2 separate regions of the Homo sapiens genome follow, and region 2 is linked to region 1. A link is a contact called in ENCODE Hi-C data. All regions are on one chromosome and are shown on one strand. The core of a region is the stretch at or near the end of the contact, and the rest is flanking DNA. Distances in the headings are between cores, read along the strand shown. Region 1 overlaps DHTKD1 (dehydrogenase E1 and transketolase domain containing 1). Region 2 overlaps CAMK1D (calcium/calmodulin dependent protein kinase ID).

Evidence for each region. A loop is a pair of places that touch in the nucleus more often than their neighbours do. Pooled maps may share reads with other maps.
Region 2: a loop to region 1 is called in a pooled map, with 8 times the contacts of the local background. The contact joins two enhancer-like sites. A Hi-C loop is called at or near these places in 1 of 37 single-sample maps with no recorded cell type and 15 of 50 pooled maps.

The regions. Positions count from the first base shown.
Region 1 is chr10:12,121,322-12,124,467 of GRCh38, forward strand. It overlaps DHTKD1 (dehydrogenase E1 and transketolase domain containing 1), which reads left to right. Exons shown (of 17, transcript NM_018706.7): 17 at 1-1,900. Among named protein-coding and RNA genes, the nearest start is that of SEC61A2, 6.8 kb to the right of the region's middle. RefSeq lists enhancers at 318-457, 518-567, 1,308-1,397. Within about 2 kb of position 1,455, at least 4 of the 41 ENCODE cell types and tissues checked have a DNase peak (open chromatin) inside an H3K27ac peak, as active enhancers do.
Region 2 is chr10:12,727,222-12,730,367 of GRCh38, forward strand. All of the region lies in intron 3 of CAMK1D (calcium/calmodulin dependent protein kinase ID), which reads left to right. Among named protein-coding and RNA genes, the nearest start is that of MIR548Q, 3.4 kb to the left of the region's middle. Within about 2 kb of position 1,515, at least 3 of the 41 ENCODE cell types and tissues checked have a DNase peak (open chromatin) inside an H3K27ac peak, as active enhancers do.

The DNA of each region.
Region 1 (3,146 bases), core at 205-2,704:
GGATTGATATACGTGATTTAATCTGCAATAGGTGGAATAACCAGGGGAACTGGTTATGAATATGTGAATGCAACCAGCAAATTTATCCTTGAAGGTGTGATGGTAGAAATAGGAAAACAACAAAAGAAAAACAATAACAAAAAAAGAAAGTGTGATGGCTGGGTGCAGTGGCTCACGCCTGTAATCCCAGCACTTTGGGAGGCTTAGGCGGCTGGATCACCTGAGGTCAGGAGTTCAAGACCAGCCTGGTCAACGTGGTGAAACGCCGTTTCTACTAAAAATATGAAAATTAGTTGGGTGTGGTGGCATGCGCTTGTAGTCTCAGCTACTCCGGAGGCTGAGGCAGGAGAATTGCTTGAACCTGGAAGGCAGAGGTTGCAGTGAGCCGAAATGGCGCCACTGTACTCCAACCTGGGCGACAGAGCAAGACTCCATCTCATAAATTAAAAGGAAAGTATGATAGTGTTATGGATTTTAGCTCTGAGTGAGCTGGAAAACTAGGTCATTATCTAGATGATTTCAGACTTGACCCTAATTGACCATATATGACCAGGAAACACTTCTGAGTTTACAGCTCCGTGGAGATGACCTCAACACTGCCTCTTGATTTGTTTGATGCATGTCACTTTCATTAATTTTCCCCCTCCTTTTTGAAAGTCCTGTGGCAGTACTAATATTTTCATTTTATGTAATCTCTGGTGCTGCTTTCCAGTCACTGTATGAAGTGTCTCCCCAACACTAGCAAATCTAGGTCCTACTAAATACAAATCTCTGGGTGGATGATCTTCTAGTACTGTATTTTTAAATTAAGGAGTTTTAGTTATAATGAAATTGATTTGTAGTCTGTTTTGCCGTAAACTTGTTTTTCTTTAAATTGTTCTTACAGTGATATCTTACTATTTTTAACTGTCTGGGGTTTCTGATATGGGGATTTCAGCCCCTGGTTAATCAGTCTTGTCCCTACAAGTCCCTGATGCAGTATGTTTATTTGTGATGTTTAAAGAACATTTCTTGGCTGGGCGCTGCGGCTTGCGCCTGTAATCTCAGCACTTTGGGAGGCTGAGATGGGTGGATCACCTGAGGTTGGGAGTTCGAGACCAGCCTGACAAAACATAGTGAAACCCCGTCTCTACTAAAAATACAAAAATTAGCTGGGCGTGGTGGTGGGTGTCTGTAATCCCAGCTATTCGGGAGGCTGAGGCAGGAGAATCGCTTGAACCCAGGAGGTGGAGGTTGCAGTGAGCTGAGATCCTGCCACTGCACTCCAGTCTGGGTGACAGAGCAAGACTCCATCTCAAAAAATAAATAAATAGAAAGAGAGAGAGAGGAAAAAAAAAGAAAAGAACACTTCTTTATTTGAGGGACTTTCCCAACACCAGGTGCTTGGGGATTTCTTAGAGATCACCAACCGACTCCCTCACTGTGAAATTAAACCAAGTACTGGAAACGTAACTAAACAGCGAACCATGTAGCTTCACCTGACTCAGTGCTGGGGGCCTCTACCATCTACTGTGCTTGTGTCATGATGCTTTTTCTCTGAAGTGGTGTGGGAAGTACCAGGGGACTGGCAGAAGCCCAGGCCCTCTCTACTTTTACCAGCAACTGATCATGTCTTTCAGAATCCATGTACATATAGGCTGTTCTAGCCACAGTGGTAGATTTATGATTCACATCCGAAAGTGTGCCTTAGTTATCAATTTAACATTTCTCTAGTATTCATATCCCTTTTCTTACCATATACCTCAGTGTATCCTTCCTGTGTCAAGCCTTATAAATCATGTAATTTAGTGCCACTCATGTAAATCAGTAAAATCACAAAGGTCTATTTAATGAAAACGATTTACCAATGTTGTTTTTTTTTAACAAGAAAAAAAATAAAAGCACATTGTCATTTTTTTTCCTCAGGACTCCTGGACTTCTTGAATTAAAAGATTTCAAAAGTCTAAGCACAAAAATGAGATGGAAGATTAGATCTTTGTAAAAGGTTAGTTTAGGCTGGGCGTGGTAGCTCACGCCTGTAATCACAGCACTGTGGGAGGTCAAGATGGGTGCATCACCTGAGGTCAGGCATTCGAGACTAGCCTGGCCAACATGGCTAAACCCCGTCTCTTACTAAAAATATAAAAATTAGCAGGGCATGGTGGTGCATGCCTGTAATCCCAGCTACTTGGGAGGCTGAGGCAGGAGAATCACTTGATCTCGGGAGGCGGAGGTTGCAGTGAGCCGAGATTGCACCACTGTACTCCAGCCTGGGTGACAGAGCGGGACTCTGTCTCAAAAAATAAAAGGTTACTTTAAATCTCTCCGAATTTCTTTTGAGACAGAGTCTCACTTTGTCGCCCAGGCTGGAGTGGTGCGATCTCAGCTCACTGCAACCTCCACCTCCTGGGTTCAAAAGATTTTCCTGCCTCAGCCTCCCGAGTAGCTGGGACTACAGGTACGTGCCACAGCCAGTTTTTTGTATTTTTAGCAGAGATGGCGTTTCACCATGTTAGCTAGGATGGCCTTGATCTCCTGACCTCATGATCCGCCCACCTTGGCCTCCCAAAGTGCTGGGTTTACAGGCGTGAGCCACTGTGACTGGTGGATCTCTCCAAATTTCTAATTTTACACCTCACAGTCTGTTCATGGTTTCTTTTTATGTCTTCTCTAACTCGAGTCATGAAATGTGTCTTCTGTTGGCTTAACCTTTCTACTCTCAATCACTACTGCAACATGGATCAGCATTTTACATTCCCTTGCAGGGAGGGACCATTTGAGGAATTCCAAATCAAATACTCATTACTTTTTTTCCCTTAAAAATTTAGTAGGCCAGGCGTGGTGGCTCATGCTTGTAATCCCGGCACTTTGGGAGGCTAAGGTGGGCAGATCACCTGAGGTCAGGAGTTTGAGACCAGTGTGGCCAACCTGGTGAAAGCCTGTTTCTACTAAAAAATACAAAGATCAGCCAGGCGTTGTTGCGCATGCTTGTAGTCCCAGCTACTTGAGAGGCTGAGGCAGGAAATCACTTGAACTACTCCAGCATGGGCAACAGAGCAAGACTCCATCTCAAAAAAAAAAAAAAAAAGTGTAAAAGGGATAGTATTTTTATTGTCAACCAAGGAATTATTAAAAAATAATAAAATTTCAAAGGTAATATAGTCAGT
Region 2 (3,146 bases), core at 265-2,764, 610 kb after region 1:
CTGAAGACTTTTTAAAACAATCCCTTTCAAGTCCAGAAGTGTTAAGAAGGTTATGACTCAGAGACATCAAAGCAGAATGGATTTGTGGATCTGAGGTTAAATAATCATTTAGGGCAAAGCAGGCATCACTGGTCTGTGCTTATGTAACGATATTTCTCACTAGCTTCCTTCAAGAAGCATTTTTACTGATAGCATGTGACTGCCTAAGGAATTTGTGTTTTGACAACGTTTGCACTGTGATTGAGAATAGTGTGCACTGGGCCACGATGTTTTATGGAACAAGCACCATTGTTGGGATGATAAAACATTCAGAGGCATAAGTTACACACAACAGACAACAGTGTCTTCTGGGCACAATCTTTCATATCATGGAGGTTCCTGGAAACACACCACAGCCTGAAACACAACTGCCAGCATCAACGCAGTGAGGTTTTTTTATTTGATTACGTACAAGGGCAGAATCTGGCGTATCACAATATATCATAGGATGCACCTAAGAGCCAGGAAATGTTTCACATGTGTCAGGCTTCTAAATTAATCACAGCCTTTTTTTTTTTTTTGAGACTGAGTCTCGCTCTGTCACCTAGGCTGGAGTACAGGGGCGCGCGATCTCAGTTTGCTGCAACCTCTGCCTCCTGGGTTCAGGCGATTCTTCTGCCTCAGCATCCTGAGTAGCTGGGAGTACAGGCATGTGCCACTATGCCCAGCTGATTTTTGTATTTTTAGTAGAGACGGGATTTCACCATGCTGGCCGGGCTGGTCTCGGACTCCTGACCTCCAATGATCCGCCCGCCTCGGCCTCCTAAAGTGTGGGGATTACAGGCGTGAGTCACAGCTCCCGGCCTTGATTACAGCCGTTTATCCTGACAAATGTGTCAAAGGCTTCCCTGTGAGTAAAACAGAGATGGTGCCTCCATAGCACTGAGTTGCAATTCCAGATTTGTCATGTGTGTTAGAGGGCTTCTGGAGTCACTGCATTGCCCTTCTTAGTAAATGTAGCAGCTTTGCATTTTTGTTCGATTAAAGATATAAGAAGATGCTGCATGTTTTTCTAGCTACCCTCTTGGTGCTAACATCTTGCAGGGACAGCCCAGTTTGCATTGTGAGCCTTCTTGGCTGCGTGGACAGATTCTTGGGCAGCGCTAGTTACATCGGTACAAACATTCGAATTGTGTTATAATGTTAGTCCATTAGCAGAGCCCTTAGCTGGGAGTAATTGGCCACTACAGGGCCAAAGTAACCCGTTATTGTGCACTGGCATCGAGAGCAGTGTTTTAAGTGGTCTGACGGGATCTGTGTTTAGAAACTGCAGGTTGTGAGTTACTGTGTGTGAGGTGATCCAGTATTGCACTGTTGGTGTGATAATAAGGCTGAGCCCGAGACTTGGCTTCCACATTTATCATAAGGGGATAATGGCTTTGCGCTGTGGACAGCTGCGTTAGGATGAGGCAGATCGGTTTCTCTGGCTGCCCTTTCAATTCCACTCACCACCCTCACCCCGTAGTTTTCATGCCACAGAGATGCATGCCTTGGCCGCTGAAGTCAGTGTCTGCCTGGAGACTGCTGCTGGTGTCTGGCTTTGGGAGTGCGTGTGTGTGTGTGTATGTGTGCGCACGCACACGTGCCTCTGCCGTTGCTCCCTCTTCAGGCTTGTGTCTGCCTACAGAAAAGTCTAAAAGACATTCAAGTACTGAATATGATCATTTGCAGATCACTTCTGAAATGAACGATAACTACTACTAACTCTGTAACAAGAGGGAACAAGTTAAAAAAGATGATACTGCAATGCATGAAAAAACTGAAAAGTCAGTGAAATAGTTCTTCCTTACTAAAGTTATTAATATTTGGCGTCATGCTGTCCTTTGTGCCTTCATGTCATCGTGGTTGGGCACCATAGAATTCCAAGAATAAAGGAGCTTTGGAGCATGGGACAGGGCAGTCCTGTGCGTGTTTTTCGTTCAGCAAATCTGGCTGAATATGTGCTGAGTGCCCGTGGCTGTTCTAGGTTACAAAATTCAATAAGATCTCCACCTCCATGGAGCAGGGAGAGGTAGTACCAATAAACATAATAAATAAGCAAATTCTGTAGCATGTTAGAAGATGCCGAGTACCTATAGAACAGATTAAAGTGGGACCGAGCACAGTGGCTCATGCCTGTAATCGCAGCACTTTGGGAGGCCAAGGTGGGAGGACTGCTTGAGGTCGGGGGTTCAAGACCAGCCTGGGTAACATAGCAAGACCTCGTCTCTACAGAATTTTTTTTTAAATTAGCCAGGTATGGTGGTGTGCACTTGTAGTCCCAGCTACGTGGAAGGGTGAGGCGGGAGGGTCACTTGAGCCCGGGCTGCAGTGAGCTATGATGTTGCCACTGCACTCCAGCCTGGGTGACAGAATGAGACCCTGTCTCAAAAAATAATAATTTGTTTTTAAAAAGGATTAAGTGGTGTAGAGAGATTAAATATTCGAGGAGGAGGGACGGTTAAACTTCAGGGAGCAGGTGACAGCTAAGCAGCCTAAAGGAGCCACATGGGTAGAGGTTGCAGATATTTTCAGGAAGAGCATTGCAGGCAGGGGGAATGGTAAGTGAGGACACCCGAAGTGCGAGGGTGCCTGGTGTGGCCAAGGCCCAGCGGAAGGCTGGTGCAGCTAATGCTGGTGAGGTCGGGGACAAAAGACAGAAATAGGGGTTGAGATGTAACAGGAGGCCTCGTCCCATAGAGCGTTTTAGGCTCCCCAGGACTCCTGGACTTTGGGCTGACTCTGAGGAGGATGCAGAGCCGCTGGGAGATTTGGACAGAGGCGAATTGTGATCCCACTTGCGTTTGAACAGAACCACTCTGGCTGCTGTGCTATGTTGAGAATGGACAGTAGGGGGCAGTGGTGAAAGCAGGGAGAGTGTTGGGAGGCTGCGGCAGTGACCCAGTGACCGAGGGACCTAGTTAGGATGTGTTTTAGGCCAGGATGGTTGCCAGGGAGATAGGGAGATGGGGTAGGATTCTGGATGTATCTTCAGGACCATTAGCATTCCCTGGTAGGTTGAAGATGGGCCAGTAAGGGAAACAGAGGGGTCAAAGGTGATGCCAAGATTTTTGCCCAAAGCACCTGAAAGATGGAGTTGCCCATGACTAAGATGGGGAAGCACGGGG